Regions from separate parts of the Homo sapiens genome. Here region 1 is linked to region 2. Evidence: read pairs that join two places in POLR2A ChIA-PET (ENCODE). Cell type or tissue: PC-9. All regions are shown on one strand. Each heading gives the region's core, and the rest is flanking DNA. Links, peaks and the distances in the headings are about the cores only. Region 1 overlaps OSBPL9 (oxysterol binding protein like 9). Region 2 overlaps OSBPL9 (oxysterol binding protein like 9).

What was found. ChIA-PET counts read pairs that join two places held together with the same protein. Peaks named below come from ENCODE experiments on the same cell type or tissue, not always from the same donor. Only the 100,000 strongest peaks of a DNase experiment are listed, where the experiment ranks them.
Region 1: POLR2A ChIA-PET joins it to region 2 with 19 read pairs; 5 of 35 experiments call an interaction of 5 or more read pairs at or near these places.

The regions. Positions count from the first base shown.
Region 1 is chr1:51,773,328-51,788,741 of GRCh38, forward strand. It overlaps OSBPL9 (oxysterol binding protein like 9), which reads left to right. Exons shown (of 24, transcript NM_024586.6): 15 at 3,506-3,591; 16 at 7,837-8,008; 17 at 9,232-9,316; 18 at 10,588-10,698; 19 at 10,937-11,000; 20 at 11,115-11,255; 21 at 12,481-12,559; 22 at 13,199-13,290; 23 at 14,026-14,161; 24 at 14,388-15,414. The coding sequence ends at 14,462. Among named protein-coding and RNA genes, the nearest start is that of MIR761, 55 kb to the right of the region's middle. RefSeq lists silencers at 11,890-12,184, 13,616-13,816, 15,296-15,414. In PC-9, for the core only: no CTCF peak of the experiment used is centred there; no DNase peak of the experiment used is centred there.
Region 2 is chr1:51,645,249-51,660,662 of GRCh38, forward strand. It overlaps OSBPL9 (oxysterol binding protein like 9), which reads left to right. Exons shown (of 24, transcript NM_024586.6): 2 at 6,743-6,793. Among named protein-coding and RNA genes, the nearest start is that of OSBPL9, 36 kb to the left of the region's middle. RefSeq lists a silencer at 2,572-2,780. In PC-9, for the core only: no CTCF peak of the experiment used is centred there; no DNase peak of the experiment used is centred there; H3K27ac peaks cover 735 bases.

The DNA.
Region 1 (15,414 bases), core at 5,402-9,401, 130 kb after region 2:
TAGGAGACTGGTGTATGGGTGCCTTTGTATATTCCTGCCACTGTGCTAGAAAACCCCCTCCTTTCACTTAATTCTCACCACAGTACCACAGAGTAGGTGTTATTAACTTCATTTCATCAGGAAACTAAAACTCAGAAGTTAAGTAATGTGGCTGAGTCGTGTTAAGTCATATTAAGTGGCAGACTGAGATTCTAATCTGCTCCATGATTTTAAAACCTGTAATCTTTCCACTACTGCCTTTGTCTTGAAGGCTTGAACTGTATTAACTTTCATATTGATTATTGTTCTGCCGAGCTTTGGGGAGTTGATTAAATTTAGAGTTCTCACTTTTGTTAGGGCAAAATCAATTCCAGTGTTATAGTCTTTGTCAGTAGTGAACTCCTTTTTGTTTTGGATTTAGAGGGCCATTAAGAAAAAGACTAATTCATAATACCTTCAAGTAAGTGTCTGTAATAAAACCTTTTACCCCTAATCTAAGTGAGAACAGAGACACAAGGACAACTTTTATTTGTGGAGCCCAACACACTTACTAGGAATGTTCTAGGTAGGAGAACATTTGCAGGAGTTTGTCCCCGGAATTGCTTCAGTAATCATTAGATTGTACAGCTGCTGGCGTTGTTGTTGTTGTTGTTGTTGTTGTTGTTGTTGTTGTTAGGAAGGACGTTGTTTTCCAGGAGTGGCTCATTAGGCTTCCTGTTGAATCTCATTGGCCAGTATCAGGCATATGCTCGTGCCTAAACCTGCCACTGGCAAGGGGGAGGCTAAATGATTGGTTTAAATGAATCCACATTCACCCCTTGAGACGTGGAAGAGAAGGCCATGGCAGCCCACAGCTGAACCTGAACTGAATCAGAGTTCTTGGGGGTGAAGCATGGATGGGGAGAGGCAACCAGATGTATTTGCCACAATCAAGTTTGTAATTCTTGCCTCACATAATTTTCTCTGCCAAATAAACCATATTTGAGTCCATAGCTGCTAAAAGCTTGTTATATTATAAATGATATTATCATAATTATTTTTTACTGAATGTGTTTAAAATAAGTCATTTTTGAAATTTTTATTGGCACAAATGGCTGTGATTGCCAACAGATTCTGAAATCTTGGTTCCTTTTATGCATTCCAAAGTATTGTTACAATAATGCCTTAAATTTGTGTCTTTTATAAGAATGTTTTCTCACTTCAGATACTTTCCAAAAAGAGTTTGTTTTCCAAATACTTTGTAGTTTTTAAAAATACTACACAGTCACATCCCATTTAACCTCACTCAGTCTTTAAAATAAAAGAACCCTAACATATAAGCAGGGCATGTAATTATCTTCCTTTTCAGGTACTTAGAGAAATTGAGTTAATTTTTCAGGGCCTCCTCACAGCTAAGAAGAGGCTAAACAAGCTCTTGAACCCAGGTTGAAGACAGCTAAACCCAGCTCTCTTCATCACTGTTACAGCAGTTTGACTTAATAGCATGTATCAGTATAGCACTACAAACATTGAAGAAAATCTGTTAAATAAGAGTTCTCAGAAAAATCCTAAGTAGAAGAAAAAAATATTTATTTTTTTTAAATTACGTGTGAAATTAAACTTTTTAAAAATGTTTTTTGGCTGTTCAGTTCCTTTGTCCATTTATCTACTGGAGTAGTGATCTTCATCTTGAGTTGTAAGAGCTGTTTATACATTAAAGGTATTTATCCATGTTTTCTTCTTCAGCATTTTTACTCGGTGGTTTATAATTCTGCGTTATCTAAAGTGGTAAGAAGTTGTACCAAGGCAGTATATAAGCTTCCCTGCTAATCTAACCCTATTTGGATTATGAATTTACATGTTCTGTGGAAGAAAAATGTTTACCTAAAATTTAAATGCTGAGAGTCTGATAATAGAGATTCTAAGTGTTACAGTCTTAGTGTCCCTTTCCAAGCTTGTGTTCATCAGCCCACTTTATATTTTCATTATATGTCCAGCCACACTGGTTCACTGATTAATCCCTGTCACACCCCTCTTCCTATCCTTTCCTTGTCTTTTTTTTTTTCTCCCGTCTCCATGTCTTGTTCTTTTATCACAGCCTTACTCTTCTTTAAGGCTTTTCTCTAGTGCCACCTCAATAAATTGTTTCCCAGCTCTGCCCTCATTCTGTTCCCCCAAACAGAGCATGATCTTTCCTTGAACTGAACTTCCAGGGTGCTTAGAGCATTCTTGTATGATGTTTGTCACATTCCACCTACAATTTAAATGCTCTTGTTATTCTCTCATACTTACCTTTGTCTCCACCATAGCTTGCTTGCATTTATTTATTTATTTATTTATTTAGAGATGGGGTCTTGCTCTGTCACCCAGGCTGGAGTATAGTGGTGCAATCTTGGCTCACGGCAACCTCTGCCTCCTGGGTTCAAGTGATTCTCCTGCCTCAGCCTCTCGAGTAGCTGGGACTACGGGTGTGCGCCACCACACTCAGGTAATTTTTGTATTTTTAGTAGAGACGGGGTTTCACTGTGTTGGCCAGGCTGGTCTCGAACTCCTGACCTCGGGTGATCCACCCACCTCAGCCTCCCAAAGTGCTGGGATTATAGGCACAAGCCAGTATGCCCAGCCTCCACCACAGCTTTTAACACAGGACCTTGAATATAGTGGATATGTAGTTATTACTAAATGTTAAGAAATTTTTGCTTACTCTGGGGTGTTCTACTTCGTAATGAATAATTGATAATCTGATACTCATTTCAAAAACTCTTCTCCCATTCCCATTCTCTAATGAAATTCTTCTCTTTTTTTCATTGGTTAATCATCTTTCTCATGTCTTCCCGTATTCCAGTTTGTTGGTTCCCAGTCTGTATTCTTTTCTTCTTTTTGTTTATTCCTTTAATTGCTCATTTAAAAGTTTCTTACTGTGTAAATAGTAGTGAGAGCGCGAGTGTGAATAAAACTTAATTCTTGGATTGTAGGTGCTCATCATGTATTTCCTATACACTTGTCTAATGATGATAGAGCAACAGCAGTAGAAAGTGCACACACGCCCCAAACTCAGATCCAGTTTGAATTCCACATTAATAATGGGACAATTAATAGTGGGACGCTGAGCTTCATATTTCTTCACTGTAATAATTTCTTCATCATAGGGCTATTGTAATATAATATGTATGTAATATACAAATAATAAAATAATGTATATGTAATGTCCAGCAGATAGGAGGCATCAAAGGATTCCTCTGAGTGAGTTTGTTGAGTAGTTTGTTGTTGTTACTATACTTAGGGAGAAAAAGGAAGTTTCACAGAGGAAGTGACATTTGAACATTCAAAAGTCTTTCTCTGTTTTTGATCTGCTAGGCAGGTTAATGGTCATTTCTGAATCTGACAGGTTGAGAATTAGTTTTTGGAGCATGCCTGGGCAATATGTGGTGGATGTTACCATGATTTGAATGAGGTGGTGTTTTGTTTTGTTTTCTTTTTTTTTTTTTTAGTCTGTTTATCTGAAGAGAAATTTGATCTTCAAGGGTCAAATGTGTATGTTTTTCAGGTAGTTCTTCCAACGTTTATTCTTGAAAGAAGATCTCTTTTAGAAATGTATGCAGACTTTTTTGCACATCCGGACCTGTTTGTGAGGTATTTGACTGAACATGGTAGTTTCCAACGTTTACAGATGTTACTCAGCAGCTTTCTGCCTTTTATTTTGCAGGATAGATGGATTCCTTGTCACCTTTCAAACATTTCTGGGTATTCTGTGGTATTGAATAATGTGTTTACACTGGTTGCCTGTTTGCTTAAAGTTATATGGTGGCGATGTTAGGCAACCAAGTTTAACACTTTAAAAAATTCTCAAGAGCCCGTTAATAGGTAGCCAATATTCACAAGGCCAATGGTATAAGTTTATTTAATCCAGGCACTGGCAATCACTGTCAAATTATTTGTACTATATCCTAATGAAGCTTAATTTTCTGAGTTCAGCAAACCTTTCCAAAGCACCTGTTGTTTGCTAGGCACTTTCTTACAAGTTGGAGAAAGGAAAAGTCATGTCTGCCCTTGAGCTTACAATATAGTATCCAAATTATAGATGATTTATAAATTTTAAATATAAAGCTTGCAATATTATATATGTGTATATGTATGAGATAGAAGTAATGTAAAGGTGAAATTGATTTACAAGGAGGTGAGTTCACATTGCCTTTCGCTGGTAGCAGGAAATTTTTTTGTAATGGGGAATGTTGTTAGTTCGTCTTCTCTGCATTCCTTAGTCTCAGACTGTGGTTTACTGAAGCTAGATACATATCACTGAAGTTTCTTGCTGGGTGGATACATTGGCTGACATTGATAAATATATATTTTTTTTTTCTTGATGAAGATTTAAAAGAATAACCAATTCCCCAAAGGCAGAAATTTAAATAAATATGGCAGTGTTTAAATTAACAGATAATTTAAGAAGTAAAATTTAAGCATTTATTAGTAACGTGTAAGCAAAAATGGAACGTACCAGTTGTTCATTGGGTATAGATTTGAGATTTAAGGGTAGTTTTTATGTGTGAGAATTTAAACTTTGAGGCCCCCAGAACTATTTACAGGCCAGTTGCAGTGGCTCATGCCTGTAATCCCAGCACTTTGGGAGGCCAAAGTAGAAGGATTGCTTGAAGCCAGGAGTTTGAGACCAGCCAGGGCAACACAGCACAACCCTGTCCCTACAAAAAAAAATTTTTAATAATAAGCCAGGCTTGGTGGTGTGCACCTGTAGTTCCAGCTACTTGGGAGGCTAAGGCAGGAGGGTCATGCAGTCCCAGCAATTTGAGGCTGGGACTGTGAGCTATAATCACACCACTGCAGCTTGGGTGACAGAGCAAGACCCTGTCTTAAAAAAAATAAAAGTACAGTTCAAAAGCCAGTAGATAAGATTAAACGGAATCATACAAATACTCCATTAATTCTAAGAAAGGAGAAAAGGAGAAATAATGGCATGAACAAGGAACAAAGGGGGCATGTAGAAAACCTATTAAAATGGTAGAGTTAATCCCAACTATATCAACAGTTACCACTCCATTTAATGTCAGACTGGATTAAAAAAGCAGGATTTATCTATATGATATTTTCAAGAGAGAAACTTTAAAGACACTGGTTAAAAGTAAAAGGATGGAAAATGAGATACTATGCAAAACACTAAACATAGCAAAAACTGGTGTATCTGTATAAGTATCAAAGGAGACTTTTAAGACAAGAAATATTATTAGAGACAAATAGGAATATTTTGTAATGATAAAAGCATCTATTTATCAAGAATAAATAATACTCCTAAATATGTATGTACCTAATAACACAGCTTCAAAATACATGCAGCAACAAAAATTGACTAAAAAGAGAAATAGCCAAGTCCACAAATTCATCCGTCAGGGTCTCATGAAGCAAGTAGCCTCTGCCTTCACCACCTCCCCGCCCCCCCAAAAAATCAGGAAGGCTATAGAAGATTTAAACAGCATATCAAATCAACTTGACCCAGTTGGCCTTTCTAAACACTACCCAACAATTGTATAACACAGAGTCTTTTCCAGGTGCATGTGAAATGTTTATCAAGATAGAACATATATAGGGAAGTCTTAATAAATTTAAAATAATTGGAATCATACAGGGTGTATATTCTACACCCATGAATTAAATTAGTAATTGATAACATACAGAAAATCTCCAATTATTTGGCAATTAAGCAATGCACTTACATGGACTTAATCTATGATACTAGAAACCAGAAGCAGTGTTTGCCTCAGAGTAAGTAAGATGTGGCGATTGTTTGGAAAGGGAGATATGGAAACTTTCTGGATTAATGGAAATATTCTGTTTTTTGATTAAGTGACGATTAATTAAATAGATATATACGTTTGTCAAATCCTCAAGCAAAACACTAAGACCCAGGCACATAGACCAATGGAACAGAATAGAGAACCCAGAAATAAAGCCAAATACAGCCAACTGATCTTTGACAAAGCAAACAAAAACATAAAGTGGGAAAAGGACACCCTTCTCAACAAATGGTGCTGGGATAACTAGCAAGCCACATGTAGAAGAATGAAATTGGATCCACATCACTCACCTTATACAAAAATCAACTCAACATATATCAGAGACTTAAATCTAAGACCTAAAATCATAAAAATTCTAGAAGATAACATTGGAAAAACTTCTGGACATTGGCCTAGGCAAAGACTTTATGACCAATAATCCAAAAGTGAATGCAACAAAGATAAATAGATGGAACTTAGTCAAATTAAAAAGTTTCTGCACAGCAAAAGAAATAACAGAGTAAACAGACAACCCAGAGAGTAGGAGAAAATATTCGCAAACTATGCATCTGGCAAAGGACTAATATCCAGAATCTACAAGGAACTCAAACAGATCAGGAAGAAAAAAAAACAAAAACAAAAACAAATAATCCCATCAAAAAGTGGGCTAAGGACATGAATAGACAATTATCAAAAGAAGATAATGATAATAAAATAAATGGTTGGCCGGGCGCGGTGGCTCACACCTGTAATCCCAGCATTTTGGGAGGCCAAGGCAGGTGGATCACGAGGTCAGGAGAGTGAGACCATCCTGGCTAACACAGTGAAACCCCGTCTCTACTAAAAATACAAAAAAATTAGCTGGGCGTGGTGGCAGGTGCCTGTAGTCCCAGCTACTGGGGAGGCTGAGGCAGGAGAATGGCGTGAACCCGGCAGGTGGAGCTTGCAGTGAGCCAAGATCGCGCCACTGCACTCCAGCCTGGACAACAGAGCGAGACTCCATCTCAAAAAGAAAAAAAAAAAAAAGGCCAACAAACATGAAAAAATGCTCAACATCACTAATTATCAGGGAAATGCAAATCAAAACCACAATGCAATAATACCACCTTACTCCTGCAAGAATGGCCATATTAAAAAAAAAAAAAATAGATGTTGATGTGGATATGGTGGAAAGGGAACACTTTTACACTGCTGGTGGGAATGTAAACTAGTACAACCACTATGGAAAACAGAATAGAGATGCCGTAAAGAACTGAAAGTAGATCCACCATTTGATTCAGCAGTCCCACTCCTGGGTATTTACTCAGAGGAAAAGAAGTCATTATATGAAAAAGACACATGCACACACATGTTTATAGCAGCACAATTTGCAATTGCAAAAATGGAACTAGCCCAAATGCCCATCAATCAACAAGCAAATAAAGAAAACGTGGCATATATATACTGTGGAATGCTACTCAGCCATAAAAAGGAACGAAATAATGGCATTCACAGCAATCTAGATGGAGTTGGAAACCATTATGCTAAATGAAGAGACTCAGGAATGAAAAACCAAGCTGGTGGCAAGCACCTGTAATCCCAGCTACTCGGGAGGCTGAGGCAGAGAATTGCTTGAACCTGGGAGGTGAGGTTACAGTGAGCCGAGATCACGCCACTGCACTCCAGCCTGGGTGACAGAGCGAGACTCCGTCTCAAAAAGAAAGAATGATACAGTGGACTTTGGGGCTTCAAGGGGAAGGGTGGGAGGGGTGTGAAGGATAAAAGACTACACATTGGATATAGTGTACACTGCTTGGGTGATGGGTGCACCAAAATCTCAGAAATCACCACTGAAGAAGTTATCCATGTAACCAAACACACCACCTGTTCCCCAAAAACCTGTTGAAATTAAAAAAAAAAGAAAAAACCACTAAGACCAATGCATTTAATTATATATATTATACTCAATTTTAAAATGAAACTGTAAGCTAACTCCTGGTCCTAGGTCCTCAGTCCTCTCAGCCTGACTTAGGTGGACCATGCTGGGGGTTGTTGCATCATCTTGTCTTGTACCAGAAAGCAGGACATTAAATTTTGTCTTTCTCCCTTGCAGCATTAGTGACCAGAAGGATCCCAAGGATCGAATGGTTCAGGTTGTGAAATGGTACCTCTCAGCCTTTCATGCGGGAAGGAAAGGATCAGTTGCCAAAAAGCCATACAATCCCATTTTGGGCGAGATTTTTCAGTGTCATTGGACATTACCAAATGATACTGAAGAGAACACAGTGAGTTCTGCATTGACATTTTTAAATTATCTTAATTGTATACTGATTCAAGATTTTATTTAGGGGCAAATAATAATGATGAAAGCAATGATCAAAAGATGGTCACCACCCATAGAAGAAATTGTTGTTAGAGCAGCATAGTTTGAATGTAGTGAGAAGGAGGAAAAAGAGTAGGATGAGATGAGGATGGGGATGTAGAAATCAGATCTTGCAAGGTCTTGTAGACCATAATATAATTTTATGGCTTTTCAGGATCTCATTTTTGTTTTGAGAAGATCAATAGAATGATTTTGTGAAAAATAAATTGAGAAGGGGCAAATATAGAAGCATGAAGACCATTGTGGAGGTTTTGACATTATTCCAAGAGAGACATGGTGATTCAAGCTTTATTTTGGAGGTAGAACTGATTGATGGATTGGGGGAGGTAAGGGAAAGGAGACATCAGAGATGAATCCTTGCATGTGGATGTAAGCAGTGGCAGTGTCATTTACTGATAAGGAAAAGATTGGATTTGGGGAGGGAAAAATCAAAAGCTAATATAAAATATAAAGTTTTAGAGGTCTGTGAAGCTGTCAAGTAGGGAGATGGAATTTAAGAGTGTGGAGTTTAGGGAGAGGTCTGAGATGGGGATGGGGCTTTCAAAGAGTATAGTGTATTTAGATGACATTTTAAAGCTCTAGGATTGGATAAAATTATTTAGGAAGACAGCATAGCTACAGAAGAGTAGGTAACCCAGAACTGGCTCTGAGGCTCCAACAAATTTAGTGGTTGAAGAAAATGACCAGCAGGGAAGACTCAAATGCATGTAAAAAGGCTTTAAGAAGTAAAAAAAACAAAACCATAGCCCACAGCACCTGACACATAATAATCTGTCAGTAAACATGATTCTCCATATATTTCCCTCTCCAAGTGATGCACTACGTATAGTCCATACTGAAGACAGACAAGTATGTGTCTGTTCTTATTCATTTGGCAGACATTGATAAGTGCCTACTCTTGTCAGCCCTGAATGAGGCACACAATCCTTGCCTTTAAGAATGTCTTAGTCTAGTCAGGGAGACTGACACAAAGCAATTAAAATATTGTAGTTAAGTTCTACAATAGAAATATATATATAGGGTGCTTGGTGTGTGTAGAGCGAGCAGAGACCCCAATTACCAGATTCTCTGAAATGTCATTTGTGTTTTCTCATCAAAAGAAAATTATGTTATATTTGCTTGCAGGAACTAGTTTCAGAAGGACCAGTTCCCTGGGTTTCCAAAAACAGTGTAACATTTGTGGCTGAGCAGGTTTCCCATCATCCACCCAGTAAGTTACAGAGCTCCTCTGCAACCTGTGCTCTCAAAACTATTCTGTCTAAAGAGGGTCATTAAAAGCGCCATAGCTGAGGGTACTGTCAGTTGTGTGACTAGCTGTGTGTTTCTTATTCCCTGAAGTGGAAACTCAAGTTGATTTGTTCCTCATATCTTTTCCTTTTGTAAGCTCCAGACTCTTAGCTTCACAAATTAAGTGCGTATAAAAAGAAGGGATTTAGGAAACCAACTTTTAATGCTTCCAGAGTCATCTTATATATAGTAATTTGTGCTGTAGAGACCTCAGCAACTGTGAGACAGTTTATATAAGTGATACGTAGTTTCTACACAGTATATTCCTGGCATACTGCAGATACCAAAACCGAGGATGCTGAAGTCTCTTACATAAAATGGTGTCTTTTATATTCATATAACCTATGCACACCCTCCTGTATACTTGAGTCATCTCTAGATTACTTATAATACCTAATACAATGTAAATGCTATGTAAATAGTTGTTTCACTATTTATTTGTATTATTTTTATTTTGTATTTTTAAATTTTTTCTTTTGAGACAGGGTCTTGCTCTGTCCCCCAGGGTGGAATGCAGTGGCACAATCATAGCTCACTGCAGCCTCCTGGGCTCACATGATCCTCCCACCTCAGCCTCCCAGTTAGCTGGGACTATGGACATGTGCCACCACACCCAACTAATTTTCTTATTTTTTTTTTTTTTTTTTTAGAGTCAGTGTATCACTATGTTGCCCAGGCTGGTCTCAAATTCCTGGCCCCAAGTGATCCTCCCGTCTTGGCCTCCCAAAGTACTGGGATTGCAGGCGTTAGCCACTGAGCCCAGCCTCTGTATATTTTAGATCCACAGTTGGCTGAATCTGTGGGTACAAAACCCATGGATATGGAGGGTCAACTGTACATACCCTCAACATCTGGTTTGTTTAGTGCAGTATTAAAACTGGAAACACTGGCTGGGCCTAGGTTGGGGCTGGAGCCTGGGTGTACTTGCAGACCAGAACAGATAGCCCTTTTGGTTTTAAGCTTCCTGGGTTGGCCACAGCATCATTTCAGGGATGATCCTGCCCACGTGGCTCTGAATGAATGCTTGCATTGGGGAAAAGGGTATAAAAGGCAGGTAGGTACCTCCTGGCGTAATTGGAGGCTGTTTGAAGGGTAAAGGATTTCCCCATGAAGCCAATTATTTCCCCAGGTTATGTGATTTTGGAGAGGTGGCTGTAGGTATATATAATCTACTAATTGAAAATTTCTATTCAGTTTCAGCCTTTTATGCTGAGTGTTTTAACAAGAAGATACAATTCAATGCTCATATCTGGACCAAATCAAAATTCCTTGGGATGTCAATTGGGGTGCACAACATAGGGCAGGGTAAGTGTGTTGGCATTGGGTGGACTACAATGTTATAGGAGAATTTTATGAAAATGGCTAGACTAGATGTCATTGTTAGCAACTAAGCATTGGTATTGGGGGTGAGAGCAAAGGGTGGGGAACTAGATAGGTTATCCCTAAATTGAATGGAGTATCCTGGAGTAACCATCAGCTCGACAAGAAAGCCTTGTGGCCACTTGGCACTACTCATCAGAGATTCTGTCCCTTCTCTCCACAGGCTGTGTCTCATGTCTAGACTATGATGAACATTACATTCTCACATTCCCCAATGGCTATGGAAGGCAAGTGTGTCCATTTCCTCTGATCAGCAGTAGACTCTGCTGTTCCTTGAGACATGCCCCTTCCCCCTCTTCCTCTTAACTGTCAACCTTACCTAAAAACTTTTGATTTTGCAGGTCTATCCTCACAGTGCCCTGGGTGGAATTAGGAGGAGAATGCAATATTAATTGTTCCAAAACAGGCTATAGTGCAAATATCATCTTCCACACTAAACCCTTCTATGGGGGCAAGAAGCACAGAATTACTGCCGAGATTTTGTAGGTATTTTTTCTGCCTTAGAGCTCTTATGCTTTTCTGAAATAACTGCCTTTTGTCTTGAACTACAGCTTCTGGATTAGGAGTGTGAAAGAATGGTTCTGTCTTTGTAAGCGTGTTTCACATTTTATGTGTCATGTCTTTTGCTGAAGTCCCATATCAGAAGAAGACCTAAAACATATATTCAGAGCAGTCAGAGGTCATTGATAGGTTTCCTTCCTAAAAACCTGACTTGCAATGTTGAACTAAAAGAGGCCTTCCTAGGTTGCCTAGCTAAACCAGATTATGGATCCCTAATTTATTCTTGCCAGATTGAATGATGAGCTGGTCCTTACAGCAGACTTTGTGACCCCTGCAGCACTGCCTCCTGGTCCTCACAGCTATCCCTTTTTCTGTGCCTTTGCTGGGGAAAAACAGTAACCATCACATTTTGCACGCATCTGGCTTGCTTCCACTTGACACTCTTGGGTCACGTGCAGATGACTGTGCCAGTCAGTGGAAAGTCTATAGTGATGGCACCATGACTCTCTCTGCCTCTGGAACCCTTAACTGGGGGGGAAGGGGACAGTGGGAAAGAAAGTTTCAGGCGTTGATAGCAGCTCTCCTCCCTCTGCCCTGGTCATGTCTCCCTTTTCTGGCCTCTTTCAATCCTGTTTATGCCTTGCCCTTCCTAACCAGGCCTTTGCTGTGTTGCTTATCTTCTCACATTCCATAGTTGTGTGTCCAAGTAGAGGTCTGTTACGGCTTTTGCAGAATGGATCCTTGCTCAGGGAAAGTATTCACACCATCTGGCACAGAGGTCCCTTTCAACCTGAGGATGAAAGCCTGCATTATATTCTTAAGCAAAGCCTTCCCTGACCCCCAGTGCCCATGTAAGCTCACCACAGCACTTACCACCTAGAATTTCAATGGTGGTTACGTCTCTCTCCACTACGCTGTGAACAGCTTGAGGATAGGGAATTTGCCAACTCTGTTATGGTCCTTGCACCCAGAATAGGACGTTCTTGCCCAAACCCACCATTCTTGGGATCTCAAGTTCATAAGCGTCCTGTTGAAGGCCCTCATTCTTATAGTTAGCCCTGGGGAGTCCAGTTCTGTTAAGATGCTTTCATCAAAAACTTCACAGTTGCTCTTCTGTGCTCTACTCTGTAGTTGGGCCACACTGAGCAGATTCTTTGGTAGAATTTTCAACTTGAGACTAACACAAGTATTTCCTTTTCTGTTCAGTTCTCCAAATGACAAGAAGTCTTTTTGCTCAATTGAAGGGGAATGGAATGGTGTGATGTATGCAAAATATGCAACAGGGGTAAGATCCTCTATTTTGCCACTTGTTTTAGGCTACATTAGATTGTACTCTATCCCTTTTTCTGGCTTCCTTCATTAGTACTTCCTTCATAATGCATTTCCTTCTACAGTATATTAGAGCTGGAACTTTAGGACAGCTCCAGTGTATGTCATCTCTTCAGGGCAAGCTTTTTCTTTCCTTCCCCCACCTTCTCCCAGCAGTATAGGTAATTATAATCATTTTTACTTTTCTCTCTGCTCTCAAAACACTTGAGAATAATATATGTAAAACAATGCCTGGCACATAGTAAGAACCCAGTAAATGTTAGGTATGTGGCGTATGTTTATAAAATGAAGCACTAAACTGTGTGTTTCCATACACACACAGTTGAAGATTTTGTATAATAAAATTTACTGACTGCCTGGCACCAGAGATACCAAAATGAGTTAAGATAGACCTTTCCTTCAAAGAACTTGCACTCTGTACTACTGCCCACTCAGTGTTCTTAAACAGAGGAAAGATGTTATGAAATTAACAGGAGGAGCCAGTTAACTGCATTTTGGACCTAGAGAATTTGAAGTGTCAAAAGCACTACAATGCATCTAACATTAGGTTAGGGGTTTATGGGTCTAGTTCCCATCCACCTCTATTGTTTTCTAGGAAAATACAGTCTTTGTAGATACCAAGAAGTTGCCTATAATCAAGAAGAAAGTGAGGAAGTTGGAAGATCAGAACGAGTATGAATCCCGCAGGTAAGCCGACATTGTTAAGTGGAACTATTGCTGCAGTGCTTAAACTTTGCCTAGGCGTAGGCACAGGGCTGGGTTTGAGAGACAGTAGGGCAGAGCATAATAGTATAGACCAAGTTTGAATTCCTGGGTTCGTATGTCAGAACTACCACTTACTACCTTTGTGACCATGGATGGCTCAGTCAGCTAACTTCTCTTTACCTTCTTTCCTGAAATGAGAATAAAGGCCTTGAGAGGAAGCCACATCTTAACTAACTTTAAAGCCTCTGTAATTTACTTCTTGACCCTTATTCTCTCCATTCATACTATTTTCTCCATCATATTGTTAAATCCAAGGGAGTTTTTCTGAAATGGAACTTCTCAGTTCCTCTAACACTTACAGGTATATATTAAGGGACACTCAAGCCCTACAGAGGTAAACTGATTGACCCAGAGTTGCACAGTAAGTTAGACATAGAGCCAGAAGTAGAATCCCAGGTCTCAGCTTCCACTATTCTTTTTCTTCTGTTGACCTTATCATACTATCAGGCAGCCCTTATTTCCTTCTTTGACAACTAGCAGTGGAGTCTTCTGAGCCCATATGTCTGTTCCTTACTCCAGTGCCCTGGTGCCAGCGTAAGGAGATTTAGTCTGTGACCTACAGCACTTAAAGCCATTTGACTTGTATTATACTATATTCAGGATGGCTGCAGGCTTTCATTCTCAACATTGGCAGCTCCTCTTACCTCTTTGTTTTAGCCTTTGGAAGGATGTCACTTTCAACTTAAAAATCAGAGACATTGATGCAGCAACTGAAGCAAAGCACAGGCTTGAAGAAAGACAAAGAGCAGAAGCCCGAGAAAGGAAGGAGAAGGAAATTCAGTGGGAGACAAGGGTAAGCTTGCCTGCCCCACCCTCCTAAGTGCTGTTCCTCCTAATTTATTTCAGTGAATGTTGAAGAAGTGATGTGCCAAACACTGTTTATAAACAAGATGATCGCTGGTCCCTACTTGAAACTCATTTCAGTCTAATGGCGGGGTGGGGAGCAGATATGAAATAGTAAGTATATTACAGAAGTACAAAGCAAATATGTAACTAAATTCTTCCTCTTTGTCTTACAGTTATTTCATGAAGATGGAGAATGCTGGGTTTATGATGAACCATTACTGAAACGTCTTGGTGCTGCCAAGCATTAGGTTGGAAGATGCAAAGTTTATACCTGATGATCAGGGCAGTAGGCATAATTCAGCAACAAACAATCTTCCTTTGGGAGAAACCTGTTCATTCCAATCTTCTAATTACAGTGGTTCCTATCTCAGGGATACTGGACTTTCTGACGCAGATGAACAATTAAGGGGAAAAGCTTCCCTTTTCCCTCTGTGGCAGTTACGATTTTGACTTCAGTCCTGAGAAAAACTTCAGGTTTTGAAAATCAGATGATGTCTTCTCCTTTTCCAAACACCACACGTTGAAAGCATTTATAAATCCAAGTCTGAAACTCTGCGCTCTAGTACTGCTGTTAAGATACACAACTTGTTTCTTAGTTCATATAATCTCGGGATACACACACACACACACATATATATACACACACATACGTATACACACACATACATATATATAAATATACCTGATGCCAGATTTTTTTCATAAATATTCTGCCTACTGTAAATATGGGTTCCTCTGAGTTGTTTTAGAAAATTAGCGCAATGTATTAAAATCAAGTGTTAGGAAATTTCATGGTCTTACCTACAATAACTTTTATTTTGGAATTGAACTATTATTAAATTGTATCTAATCCTGGATTACAGTTTAATTAATTATTCTTAGTGCTTAAGGCTTCATAAAGTAATTTTTCCAACCTTTTTTTTAAAAATGTGCATCTTTTATTATCTTTTATGGTTAAACTTGGAAGCCAATTATTTGGCAACCTTGAATACAAGAGCTAGCTTTTCAAAGAAAGACACTTGAAATAATGGAGGATCCATTCTTTTCCTCTGTCAGATTGTATGTTCTGTCTTTAGCCCCTGCCAGGCAATTCCCCAGAATCTTCACTTAACTCATATTGCACATGTAGGGCTGCCTACCAACATTTTATCCAAAAATGTTTTATTGCCTTAGAGGGTTTGGGAAGAGTGTGTATTTATA
Region 2 (15,414 bases), core at 5,835-9,834:
TAACACTTATCACCAGCTGAAACTATCTTCTTAACTTGATTTTCTTAGGCAAAATATCTACTCACATCCTTTGCCCATTTTTAAATTGGGTTGTCTTTTTATTGTTGAGTTGTGCGAGTTCTGTATATATTCTCGATACTATACCCCTACCCAGATATATATGATTTGCAAATATTTTCTCTCATTCTTTGGTTTGTCTTTTCACTTTCTTGGTAGTGTTTTTTGTTTGTTTGGTTGGTTTTTTTTTTAAGACAGGGTCTCATTCTGTTGCCCAGGCTATGGTGCAGTGGCATGATTATAGCTCATCATAACCTCAAACTCCTGGGCTCAAGGGATCCTCCTGCCTTAGTGTGATAGTGTTCTTTAAGGACAAATGTTTTTAATTTTGATGATGCCCAGTTTATTAATATTTCTTTTATTGCTTGTGCTTTTGGTATCATGTAACCATTGCTGATTCCAAGGTCACAAAGATTTATACCTACGTTTTTACCTAAGAACTTAATAGTTTTACCCTTTAAATTTAGGTCTTGGATCCATTTTGAGTTAACTTTTTTTTATGGCATAGGGTAGGTATCCAGCTTCATTCTTTTACATATGGTTTAATCATCATTTGTTGGAAAGACTATTCCCTATTGGATAGTCTTGGCACTCTTGTAAAAAAAAATCACTTGATTATGTATGTATGGGTTTATTTCTATACTTGCAATTCTATTCCATTGATCCTATGCATATCCTAATGTCAGTACCACACTGTCTATTATTACTGTGGTTTTGTGTTGCATTTTGGAATTGAGAAGTGTGAGTCCTCCAATGTTGTTCTTTTTTTGAAGTTTGTTCTGGCTATTCTGGGTCCCTTGCAAAACCACTGAATTTTAGCATCAGCTTATCAATTTCTACAACAGAAAAGGGGAGTTAGGATTTTGATAGGTATTATATTGAATCTGTAAATCAATTTAGGGAGTACTGCCATCTTAACAACATTAAGTCTTTCAATCTAAGAGCATGAGGTATCTTTCTATTTATTTAGGTCTTCTTTAATTTCCTTGTGTTGTTTTGTAGTTTTCAGTGTACAAGTCTTATGCTTCTTTTATTAAATTTATTAATAAGTATTTTACCTTTTGATGCTATTATAAATGGAATTGTTTTCTTAGTTATATCTCCAAATTTTTTAAATCTGAAAGTATAGAAATACAATTAATTTTTGTTATTGAATTTCTGTTTGAAACTTTGGTGAGCTCATTTATTAGCTCTAATAGTTTGTTTTTGGTGTGGATTCCTTAGGATTTTCTTTGTTGTTGTTGTTTTTTGTTTTTGAGACGGAGTTTTGCTCCATTGCCCAGGCTGGAGTGCAGTGGCACAATCTCGGCTCACTACAACCTCCTGGGTTCAAGCGATTCTCTAGCCTCAGCCTCCTGAGTAGCTGGGACTACAGGCGCCCACCACTCCCAGCTAATTTTTGTATTTTTAGTAGACATGGGGTTTCACCATGTTGGCCAGGCTGGTCTTGAACTTCTGACCTCAAGTGATCCACCTGTTGCAGCCTCCCAAAGTGCTGGGATTACAGGTGTGATCCATTGCACCCAGCCCCCTAGGATTTTCTATATGGAAGGTTATGTCTTCTTCAAACAGAAATACTTTAAACTCTTCCTTTCTAATCTAGATGCCTTTATTTCCTTTTCTTGCCTGATTTCTCTGGCTAGTACCTCCAGTACAGTGTTGAGCAGGAGTAGCAAGATAAGACATTTTTGTCTTGTTCTTAGGTATAAAGCTTTTAATCTTTCATCATTACATATGCGGTTACCTTGGGCTTTTCATAGATGCCCCTTATTAACTCAAAGAAGTTCCCTTCTGTTTCTAGTTTGTTGAGTGGTTTTTATCATGAAATGGTGTTAGATTTTTTTAAAAGTACGTTTTCTGTGTCTTTTGAGATGATCATGTGATTTTTGTTCTTTATTTTATTAATATGGTATATTATATTGATTGTTTCTTATACGTTGACTCAACCTTGTATTCTTGGGATAAATCCCACTTGGTCATAGTATATAATCCTTTTTATATCTTGCTGGATTTTGTTCGCTAGTATTTTGTTGAGAATTTGTCCATCTATATTAGAAACAGATACTGTTTTTTACGTACGATTTTTTTTCTGGTTTTGGTATTAGAATAATACTAGCTTTATAGAAAAAATTGGAAAGTGTTCGCTCTTCTATATTTTGGAAGAGTTTGTGAAGGTATGTCGTTAATTCTTTAAACATTTTATAGAACTCACCATCTGGGCCTGCGCTTTTCTTTGTGAGAAGTTTTTTGATTACTAATTCAGTCTTTTTACTTATTTTACGTCTATTCAGATTTTCTATTTTTTCTTTAGTCAGTTTTGGCAGTTTATATCTTTCTTGGAATTTATTGGTTTCATCTAATTTGTTGTTCCTTGTATTTCCTTAGAATTTTTTTGTTTTTGTAAGATTGGTAATAATGTTTTTTTTCTTTCATTCCTGATTTTAGTACTTTGAATCCCCTTTTTTTTCCTTGGTCAGTCTAGCTAATGATTTATCAATTTTGTTGATTTTTTAAAGAACCAACTTTTGGCTAGGCACAGTGGCTCGCACCTGTAGTCCCAGCACTTTGGGAGGCTGAGGCAGGTGGATTGCTTGAGCTCAGGAGTAGCCCGAGAACCCCTTCTGAGTAGAACATATCAGTTCGATATTCCCACTTCATGGGGGTAATCCTGTTTTGTCATCCAGCTGAAAAGACAGTAGCATTCATTTCAGAGTGGTCCTTTTTTAAGGTACCGGGCCTTGTAGCTGGAGGCAGAGAGAGTGACAGTTACTGGGCTGTAGACCACATATCTATTTGTGCCAATTTGCTTGAAAAAGGACATTTGTTAGCAGGTTTCAGAACATTGGTAAGATAACACTCAGTAGGAAGATTGCTGGCGTTATGTCAGCTACCTTTCTTTCATTACCAGAAGCTACTAGGATTCATCAGAAATAACCTAATATTTGGTGAATGGCATTGGCTTAGACAGATTTGCTTCAGACCAGGAGGTAGCTGAAGATCACTGGCAGCTGGGACTTTCCTCCTTATCTCTGTGCTTCTCTTGCTGTGTAGGCTTGCTTTCTTCGCATAGAAGGCACAGGACCAGTGGCCTCTGTACCTCACAGCTTCAAGAGCAGATAGGAGGGAGCTCTTCCCTTTGCCCCGGTTGAAAAACTTCCTGGGAGATGACTCTGTCCTGCCCTGTGGGGTAGTGGGTCCTGTGATTGGTCAGCTTCCTTTATCAGAAAAGGCTGTGTCTGGTGAAAGCAGTCACACCAGCTTCCCTATAGCCCCGCATTAAAGCTGAGTGGAGAGAGGGAGGGAGAGGGCCCTGTGCTATTGTGAAAGAGGATAATTTGATGCTATTACAGCTCAGATAAGGTCTGGGAGAATGATTTGCCGGACAGGCATCTCCAACTGTGCAACTCAGCCACATTTTACATATGTAACACTGGGTAACTTACTTGATATCCCTAGTGTCATTTTCATTTTTAATATAGGAATAATTCTTACCATGCAAAGGCTTGTAAGGTTTACTGTATATAAAGTGCCTGTTACATAAGGGGCAGCAATGAGTGAGGATCTGCTGCTTCTGCTATTGTTATTATTAATGTTGCTATTATCCCTTTCTCCAAGTCCTCTTATTTAACGGTGTTATTTTTCTAAAACACACCTTTAAGAATGCTATTGCCCTCTTTGTAAACCTTTAGTAGCTCCCCATTAACTATTGAATAAAGTTAAATTTCCTTAACTACTCCATGTTTTTTTTCAGACCCTTCAGGATCTGGTCCCTGTAATCTTCTTTTCAGCCTCATTTTAAAAAATGTTTAATTTTAATTTTTTTGAAACAGTCACACTGTTTCCCAGGATGGAGTGCAGCAGTGCCATCTCTGCTCACTGCAACCTCCGCCTCCCAGGTTCAAGGGATTCTCCTACTTCAGCCTCCCAAGTAGCTGGGATTACAGGTGTGCACCACCATGCCCAGCTAATTTTTGTATTTTTAGTAGAGATAGGGTTTCACCACGTTAGCCAGGCTGGCCTTGAACTCCTGGCCTCACTCAAGTGATCTGCCCACCTCAGTCTCCCAAAGTGTTGGGATTACAAGCGTGAGCCACTGTTCCTGGCCTTCAGTCTTATCTGTAAGTTCCTGTCTGCACCCTGTGCTCTTGTCTGTACATCTACTCTCCTATGAATAGGAAAGTAAAGTTTTCTACATCTGTGCCTTCGCTGATGTTGTTTCCTTGTCTTGGAATGGCCTTTCCCCCACTACCTTCCCTTTCTTTTTATCAGATTTCTTTTTTCTTTCTTTCTTTTTTAAAGCCCCAGGTTGAAACTTGAAACCTGATCATTTCAGTTTTGCTTCCTTCCCTGATCTTTTTCCTTGACTGGGAGGAGCCTTCTGGAGTCCACAGCACTTATTTTTGCTCTATTACGATTGTTTACATGTTAGTCTTTTTTTTTTTTTTTTTTTTTTACATTTTGCAAGAATCTAAGCCAGTTGTTTTGTAGAATGTCACACATTCTGGATTTGCGTGATTATTTCCTGGTTGTATTTGTTTTAATTATTTTCAGTTATCTCTCTTAGTTTTTTCTTTTTTGTTGTTGTTGAAAAAAGGGTTTTGCTCTGTCACCCAGGCTAGAGTGCAGGGGTGTGGTCATGGCTCACTGCAGCCTTGACCTCCTTGGCTCAAGCAGTCCTCCCACCTCTCAGCCTCCTGAGAGCTGGGACTATAGGTGTGTACCACCACACCTAGCTAATATTTTGTATTTTTTGTAGAGATAGAGTTTCGCCATGTTGCCCAGGCCGACCTCAAACTCCTGGGCCCAAGTGACCCTCTTGCCTTGGACTCCCAAAGTGCTGGATTAGGAAATTAGGAAACGACTAGGATTATAATTGGCCCTCTTAATGTTGTTTAATTTGTAACCCTAATAGTTGTATTACCACTGGGACCTGTCTTGCCTTTTTTCTGTTTACTGTAATTTTATTTAAAAAATTGTGTTATAGTAGAAGAGGATCAAGGATGAATATATTCTTACCTTGTTTGGGTTAATTTTGCATTCTAACCTCATCAGGGATTTTCAAATCTAATTATTATTTTTGTGTATTTCCTTTACACTTGAAGGGAAGATAAGTATAGGGTACAGTAAAAGGGCGACTAAATGCTTAAGGAATGTTTTCATCAACTGTTTTCTTTCACTGTGTTATTAGTAAAGAACTCTTTTCAACTCTGCTTGGTATTGAGAAATTTTTTTCCTAAAATATATGATTCCTGATATTTATAGTTAGAACAAAAAGAATACTCTGTTTAGTATCTCGGTAATCACTTCTGAACATGAATTCTTACGGCTCAAGACTTTGGATGTAGGGCATCTATAGTTTCATGTGGGATAATCATCTTTAAAACATAATCATTCAATATTGGCTTGTTTTGCTGCTTTCTCACACAGGTGGAGTACAGGAAAATACCAGTTGTTCAAGTATTAAGTATTTGTTCAACTTCCATTATTTGAGATGTTACTTTGTTGTATTGCACATGACTAATTTACTCTTAGGAATATTTACTGAATGTAAACATAGCACTTTTGCATAACATAGGCTTTGCTTGGCTCAGTTTAGTAAGAGACACAGAAAGGCTAAGTTACATTTCATCAGTAAATGTTTTTTGAGCACCTGATGTGTACCAGACACTGTTCTGAGGCATAAGTCAGATACAATTCCTACCCCCTAAGGTATGTGTAGTCTTGTGGGTGAAGTAAACCAGCAATTATAACACAGGGTGATGCATGCCACAACAGGGGAACACACAGAAGACTCTGGGAGCCCAGGGTGGAAATCTAAATCAGACAGAGCTAAGGTGCTTGGAATGACAACGAGGCAGAACATTTGGGTCAAGAAAATTCCAAACTGAGGGACATTGGATGAGAAGTCACAGAAGCAAAAAATGTTACCCATTTGGGGAATTGCAGAGGTAAAGCTAAAGCAATACTTCTTGAGGTATGGTCTTCTGTTTGCCTTTGTCATAATTATCTGGGGGCAGCTGGGTGCGGTGACTCACGCCTGTAATCACAGCACTTTGGGAGGCCGAGGTGGGTGGATCACCTGAGGTCAGGAGTTCGAGACCAGCCTGGCCAACATGGTGAAACCCCGTCTCTATCAAAAACACAAAAATTAGCCGAGCATGGTGGCGGGTGCCTGTAATCCCAGCTACTCTGGAGGCTGAGGCAGGAGAATCGCTTGAACCCAGGAGGCGGAGGTTGCAGTGAGCCAAGATTGAGACATTGCACTCCAGCCTGGGCGACAAAGCGGGACTCCATCTCAAAACAAAACAAAAAAAAATAATTATCTGGGAGTGATTCTTAAACCTCCAGGTGATTCTTAGCCTTCTAGGTGGTTCTCTGACTCTCTAAAGTATGAGAAACATTCGTACTTAAGGGAATGAAGAAGGAATGAAAATAATGATGTAATATATGTTACATTAAAGGTATGTGTAAAGTTCTATGATTAGGTTAATTTATATAGACTGTATGACATTTTCATTTAAAATCTGTTTATTTTCCTATCCATAAGTAATTTCTTTTTGGAAGAGAAATTGGCAGAAGGGATGGGTATTACTGTAAATCTTGTCCTTTTATCCCCAGATGATTCTAAAAACAATTTACCAGTCTGTTAATGTTTTATTCATTGAATGCTTTGTTTTTCTTTTAGTCCAAGGACAAAATGATGAGAGGCTCTCGCAGAGGATGTGTTAGACTCAGAGTGAGTATTTATTCATTTTTATGAAAATCAATTTTGACAGAAGAAAATTGTATTCTGATAGAATTATGGAAGTCTAAATTTAGTTTAGCTTCCTTACATAATTGTTGGGGCAGGTATCTAAGTCTCAGAGAGAAAATGTGATTTCTCCAAGTAACTGTTAGTCAGTATCAGAACCAGGACTAGAACTCAGTTATTTTGGCCCATGATTCAATGTTGTATTTATGACTTAATGCATGTTCTGATTTTCTTAAACCTCTACTTTACAGACAAGAGACAAGGGCTGGAAATTAAGTGAGTTATGGTGTTGGTGGTATATCAACAGTAGAAAAAATGGAAAAATCCCAACTGTTAGCTGCCGCTGCTTTGTTTTTCCTGTTCAGCACTATTTAATCATGGTATATATAGCAGTGCTGTCCAGTAGAAATACAATGTTAGCCACATCTATAATTTAAGATTTTCTAGTAAGCCACATTTCAAAAGTAAAAAGAAACAGGCAAAATTAATATTTTATCTAGGTCAGTATATCTGAAATATTGTTATTTTAACATGTGATTAATAAAAAAAAATTAAGATATTTTACAATCTTTCTTTCCATACTAACTATTCAAAATCCAGTGTGTTTTTTACACAAAGGGTACATCTCAATTAGGACTAGCTGTACTTCAGAGAAGGGGATCAATAGCCACATGTGACTAGTGGCTGCCTTATGGTGCAGACCTATAGCTTCATGCTGCTTTCAGTTTCCACCATTGTTCAAATAGGTAAAGGCAAGAAAGAATGCATGGCTAGGGATGCAGTTTCTAGTATCCCATTGTATATGAAGAAAAGTGGCCTCTATCATAACTAGGTTAATCAGCTTCTAGGAACCTTTTCTTCAGGACCCTGTTGACTTCTTTCTTCCACCTTTTTTTCTGCATCCTTACTTTTGAAGATGTGAATATATTTGGTAAACATATTATTGCCCTTGTTAACAGTCCTTGATAGAACTGGGAAATACCGCTGAGAAAGACACCAAATTATAATAGAAAAATCCTGGCACTGAGATAGGAGTAGGTATGGGAGATTTGCAGGATGGAAATGAGACAGGCTTGTTTCAATCAGATGGTATATATGTGATAGCACAAAGATTTTTAAAAATTCAACTTCTAGTTTTTGTTTTTTTTTTTCTAAAATTTTCCTTTGGTTTCTCTTTTGTCTGTTTGGTGTAATTACTTTTCTAAGCACTTGCTGTTGACCTCAGTCACCAGTCAGTCTGGTATTAACTGCTCTTTTGGCTTGAGATAAGTTCAGTAGTGAGACTTTAGCAGAACTGTCTTGACAGAGCACTGCAGTTGAATTCCATTTGGATTTAGGCCACTGTCTCATTGTTACAGTTAATCCACTGGTTTTGTCTGTCTTTATTTTTTTGTTTTTGCTTTTAAATGTAGCTTAATTAATTATTAACCCTTCTAACTACCACCTTAAGAAATAGAATTTTGTCAGCTATACCTGAAGCCTCTCCACGTGCCCCAATTAAATAAATTACATCCCTTATATGTCTCCTAAAGTAATCACTTCTTACATTTGGTTATAACTTTTTTACCCAAATGTGTATCCCTAAGTCCTATAGTTTTCTTACCTATTTGTTTAACTTGATGTCTTTTGTTTACAATTTGTCTGTTGAAGAATCTGGACCGGCTGGGTGCTGGAGCTCACGCCTTTAATCCCAACACTGGGAGACCGAGCGAGGCAGAGGATCATTTGAGCCCAGTAGTTCGAGACCAGCCTGGGAAACATAGTGAGATCCCCATCTCTACAAAAAATTTAAAAAATTAGCTGGATGTGGTGACACATGCCTATAGTCCCAGCTACTTGAGAGACTGAGGCAGGAGGATCACTTGAGCCCAGGAAGTCAAGGCTGTAGTGAGCCATAATTGTGCCACTGCCTTCCAGCCTGGGTGACAGAGTGAGACCCTGAGACCCTATCTGAAAAAAAAGAAAAAAAAAAAAGGAATCCAGACCCTTTGACCTATAAGAATTTTCCATAGTATAGATTTTACTGATTGCACGGTGGTGCAGTTCACTACATTCCTCTGTCCATTGTTTTTGCTGCAAATTGGCAGCTGGATCCAGAGACTGGATCAGACTTAGGTTTGATCCCTTTGGCAAGACTGTAGGTGGTGGTGTGTTCTTTTAGCAGGAAGAACATAGTGTCTAGTTTTTGCCCTTTGTTGATATTAGCAGCTATTGATGTTCAGTACCTACACCCATTAACTCACTGAGGGTTGCAAAATAATGACAGGCTATCATTTTGTTTTAATTTTTATCAGAAATAATTTTATAAGGAGACATTTCATCTATTATTTGGTTACCCAGTGGTGCAGTTAAAATAGGCAAGATGACTGCTTGATTATTTCCTATTATTTACCAAATTTTAAAGGTAATGAATTGGCTTCAAAAACAACCACTTATATATGTGTTTATATGTATATTTCCAAAAGAATTGGAAACAGGGACTGAAACAGATGCTTATATATCCATGTTCATAGGATATATAACATGGATATATAGCATTATTTGCAATATTCATAGCATTATTTGCAATATTCACAGTAGCCAAGAGGTGGAAAGGATCCAAGTGGCCATCCACTGATGAATGGATAAAAAATGTGGTATATAAATACAGTCTATTATTATTATTATTATTATTCAGTCTTATAAAGGAAGGAGATTCTGACACATGCTGCAACATAGATGAACCTTGAGGACACTAGACTAAGTGAAATAAGCCAGTTACAAAAAGACAAAAAGGGTATGATTCCACTTATGTGGGATTCCTAGAGTAGCCAAAATCAGAGACAGAAAGTAGAATGGTGGTTTCCAGGGGTTGGGAGTACGGGAGATGGGGACTTAGTGTTTAATGAGTATGGAGTTTTCAGTTTGGAAAGATGAAAAAGCTCTGGAGATGGATGGTGATGATGGTGATCATCACATCATGAACAATGTGAATGTCCTTTATGCCACTGAACTATACACTTAGAAATGGTTGAAATAATAAATTTCATGTTAGTATGTTTTACCATACACACAAAAACACCCATATATTTCACAGTTTTATAGGTCAGACATCTCTGTTGGGTTTTGTGCTTAAGGTCTCGTATGACTGAAATCAAGGAGTTGGCTGGACTGGGCCCTTATCTGGAGGCTCTGAAGAAGAGTCCTCTTCCAGGCTCATTCAGGGCATTTGCAGAATTCAATTCCTTGTGATTGTAGAACTGAAGCCCTGTTTGTTTTTTGTTTTTTGTTGTTGTTGGCTGTCAGTTGTGTTCTGCTTTCAGCTTCTAGAGGCTGCACGTATTCTTGGTCACGTGGCCTAGACCCCTCCATCTTCATGTCAGCGATGTGCATTGAATCCTTCTGGTGCTCTGAATCTTTCTGACTTCCCATTCGGCTATCAGCTGCAGAAAATGCTCTGCTTTTAAAAGACCTCATGTGATGACATCGGATTAGGTCCACCAAATAATCTCCCTTTTGCCATGTAATGTAACATAATTACTCCTGCGATATCATATTCATGGTTTTCATCCATACTCAAAGGGGAGGAGATTATACAGGGGCAAGGGTCTGTGAGAGTCATTCTTAAAATTCTGCCTACTACACAGCATGACAGAGAAGAACCAAATATACCTGTGTTTGATTCCCATTTTTACCCATTCCTTTGTTGAGTGGAAAAGGGAAGCTATCATAAGCTTCCTGAGCTTTAGTTTCCTCTTCTTTAAGGTGGAGATAATACTCTTCTTGCAGAATTTTGTGACGATTAGGTCCTGGCACATAGATGGAACTTAATAATTAGAAACATGTATGTGTGTGTTTGTCCCTCTGTGTGCACACACGTGCATTTTACTAGGCTTTGTAGTATTTTCCAAAAATTAAACTGCCGAGGCTTTTAGTCAAGAAATATCTTGAGGGTTTGTTTACAATACAGTTACCAAGTCCACCTTCTAGATAGGCTGCTTTAGTGTAGTGTTCTGGAACCTTTATTTTTAAACAGATTATCCAGGTAATTATGTTGTGTAACCAAGAGGGACCACTGGTGTAGAAACAATCAGAGAGACCTGGGGCTGAATTTTACTCAGCTCTTCCCTTACTGACTCTGACATTGGGCACATTTCTTAACTTTTATGAGGATACCGTGATATAACTGGTACGGTTGTAATGAGGCTTAGCAATTATGTATGTATAGGAAACAGTAACTGCTATGGATGACAACGATGATGATGATGATGAATATGGTAGTGATACTGCATCTAGATTCCAAATGAGCTTAATGAGCTATCATTGACTGCACTACTGATCTTGCCCTTGCCCCATCCATCCCATCCTATATTTGAATCACACTATGTTTCTTCCTTTTCCCTCACTGTGCTTCTTCATTCCTCATTGCTTCTGACTTTTTCTTTTTCTTATATCATGGAAGTTCTGCACCCCCTATCTGATGAGCTCATCGCTTAAGAGACTTTTCAAATGTTACCTCATCTGTGAAGCCTTTCTAATCCGCATACTTCTAACAGGTTTAATTCTCCCCTATCCTCTACATTTTTTTTTCCTTCTTCCCCCACTCCTGCTTCTCCTCCCCCTCCTCGCTCTCCCCCCAACTTTTGACAGGATCTTGCTCTTTACCCAGGCTGGAGTGCAATGGTGCGATTATAGCTCACTACATCCCCAAATTCCTGGCCTCAAGCAATCCTCCTGCCTCAACCTGCTGAGTAGCTAGGACTACAGGTGTGCACCACCACACCTGGCTAATTAAAATTTTTTTTTTTTTTAGAGACGAGGTCTCACTGTGTTGCCCAGGCAGTCTTGCTAACTCAGTCTCCTAACTCCCGACCTCAGGCAGTCCTCCTAACCCAGTCTCCCAAAGCATTGGAAATTACAGGCACCAGCGACCATGCCTGGCCTATTTTTTTACATTTGTAATTTAGAGCCATGAAATTACTTGTTACATTGTATTACATGTTAATTTTTCTGTTGTCTCCACTTGGATAATAAGTTCCTATTCAGTGTCACAGTTGCCTGGCACATAATAAATACTCAAAAATGCTTATTGTTAATTTTATGTATTTATGAAAATAATCAGTAAATGTTGGGAAATTTGCCTTTACTATGGTTTGCATACAAAAGAACTGTGGGAGTTATTTATCTTAAACATAATGTGAGCCAGTGGTATGATGTATTTTCTAAAAAGAACAAAGCAAAACACCCACATGAACATAGGGTACATAAAAGGAGAATGGAGAAAGGGACCATAGAGGAAACCCAGATCAGGTGCTGTGCTGGATGATTTTCATACACATTCCTATCATAACCCTGTCAGGTAAATGCTCATATTTCATTTTGCAGATGAGGAGACTGAGACACAAACTACTCTTAGTAACTTATCAAGGTCACATAGGAATGGTGAATCTGAGATTGGACTTGGGTCTTATTTCAAAGCCCTGTTCAATTCTTAATGTTACTAGGCTCCCATTCCTCTGGACTAGAAGAGTGAATTCAGATACTGTAAGTCATTATAAGGTAGTGTCAAACCAGTGGAGGAAAGCAGAAAAGTGAAAAACCTTCTTTGTGTTGGTTATGAAGTGTGTGCCACTAGACGGTGCCCTTTCCTTGATGAAGAAATAAAATGTTGCTTGAGTCCTGTGGTCTGATCCTCTCCCATACTAGTCAAAAACAAAACATTGGCATTTTCAGATAATATCTGGAAAATGGAGACATGACAACATTAAAGAGGCAGTGTGGCCCGGGCTTGGTGGCTCATGCCTGTAATCCCAGCACTTTGGGAGGCTGATTCAGGAGGATCACTTGAGTCCAGGAGTTTGAGACCAGCCTGGGCAACATAATGAGACCTCTTCTCTACAAACAAACAAAAAAAATGAACAAAATTGGCTGGGTGTGGTGGCTTACACCTCTATCCCAGCTACTTGGGAGGCTGAGGTGGGAGGATCACTTGAGTGCAGGAGGTCGAGGCTGCAGTGAGCTGAGATCATACTACTGCACTCCAGCCTGGGTAACAGAGCAAGACCCTGTCTCAAAGAAAAAAAAAAAAAAAGTAGGGTGTAGTGGCAAAAACAAATACAGGGCATGTATGTAATGAAATTCAGACTTGGATTCTGCCACATTCTGGCGTTGTGACTTGAGGCAACTTTTCAGCTCTGAGCCCTATTTCCCATATCTCTGGAATAGACATCATGCCATTTACTCATAGTGTTGTGAGTACCAGATTAGTTAATACATTTTGAAAAGTACTCAAACACGGTGTTTGGAGCTTAATAGGATCTAAATGAATGGTAGTTTTTTTTTTGTAATTCATAATTTCTATTAATACAGATGAATCTCAGATTCTGAAGAATTCTAAAGGGCCTTAGGAATCACCAAAGAAAAATGAATTATATTAAACAAAGTTTTAATGGTAAATTTATTATACATCTTTGAAAACTATTAATCTACATGTGATTTAGAGTGACCCTCTTTTACTCCATCCAGTGAAACTAAGTATTCCATTTACCTGTTGTGCTAGGTATCAGAATTGAATGTGATTTCCTGAGAGATGCATTATCTATTCTCTTTTCTTTTAGTCTACCACAAGAGAGGTCGGTGGTGCACCATGACAGAATATTAATATTTTCAGTAATGACTTCTGTTAGTGCCCTATTTCATTGATACCATCACTTTTTTTTTTCACAATGCAATAAGGTGTTATTTTTAGGTTAATGTATAACCTTAAGAATGTCTTCCTTTTTCCCTTGGATCTGTATCCTGTAAGAACTTTTATCAATTGTCTTGTTATTTCACAGTGAAAAGTCACTCTATTCATTGTGGCTTTTCTCGTTAATTCAGTAGCCTTTTTGTAAGCTCTTTCTCTTCTCTATGAATTTAATATTGAAAATATCCTCCCTTGGGCAAGATGTAAACATCTATTTAATCTCTGTGATTGGTACATAGATGTCATTAGTGCTCTATTTTATGAATGTTTATACTATTTCATAATTACAAATTAAAAATTAAATGAAAAAGAAAGTGATGGAAGAATATATTCCAGGCAAGTGCTAACCATAAGAAAGCTGGGAAACAGAATTAATATCAGACATAGAATACTAAGAAAAGAAATTAAATTGTTATGGAAAAAGAGAATACCAAAGACGCAGTATCACATAGATAACATTCTTTGACAACAATGGAAAAAATTAGAAATCCCTTGATGAAACAGTAGCCACCCACCTCACACACATACTTCTGAATAATTCATTGGTGGAAGTAGAAATGATAATAGAAATTGTGAAATATTTAAGTCTGAACGATAATGAGAAAACCACATGTTAAAACTGCATCTATGGAAGTCTGATTTATAATCTTAAATGAATATATTACAAGACAGATTGAGAATTAATGATCTAAACATTAAAATTTTAAAATTAGGTAAAGAAAAGAAATAGCAAAGGAAATAGAAAGAAGAAAATAACAAAAAGAATACACTAATGAAATGGGAAATAAACAGTAGAGAGCATAAACCAACTGAACTGTGATTCTGTGAAAAAAGTAATAAAATAAACCCTGGTTAGATTGGGAGGAAAAAAACGAAGGCACAAATAAATAATATTAAGAATGAAAAAAAGAAAAGTACGTAATAGTAGAGATGAAAAATTGTCAGGAAGCTACTACAAATACATTTTGCCAATAAATTTGAAAGCTTATATGAAAATGGATAATTTCTCAAAAAAGCATAAATCAACAAAATTAGGCTGTCAAAGAACTTGACAAGGTGATTCTAAAAGTCATTTAAAATTTGGGAAAGGGGAGAGATATTTTTAAAGAATAAGGAGTTGGTGGACTTGCCACTCCAGATATTAAGTTTTTAACTGAAACTATGGTAATTAAAATGGTATGGTGGTGTTATAAGAGACAGAAATAGATTAGCGGAATGGAAGAGAAAGCTGAAAAACAGAACCATTTGGATTTGGGTCTTGGAGAAAGCTGGAAATTTGGTATATGATAGAGCGTTACAAATCAGACATTATCACTTAGTAAATGAAACTGGATCAATTGGGTGTCCATATGAAAAAAAGAAGATTACTCTTTACCCCATGTGATACACAAAAACAAATTTCAGATGTATAAGAGGTATAAAATGAAATTTTAAACTTAGAAAAAAAGCATAGGTGATATCTTTATGATGTCAAGATAGAGCAGAAAGCATAAACCACAATGGCAAATATTTGTGGATTTGACAACATTCAAAATTTAAAACCTTTGAACAAAAAAAGATACCACAGTCAAAGGGAAAAGACAACTCATGGATAGAAGAGAAAATACTTAAAATACATCAGTTGGCAAAGGATTAATATTCTGTGTATATATAAATAACTCCTGCATATTAATAAAGAAGACAAAAAGAAAATCCCCCCAAATGCATACAAATCTGTAAAAAAGACAAAAGAATTCTCAAAATGTAGAAAAGTTACATACTTTCAATTCATGTAAGGGGGAATAAGAAGGTAAAATATTGAATGCAAAAGCAAAGCAAATTGTTTACCACTCTCTTACTGGCATCTAGGCCAGTGCCTAGAAATTCAATAAATACTTGTTGA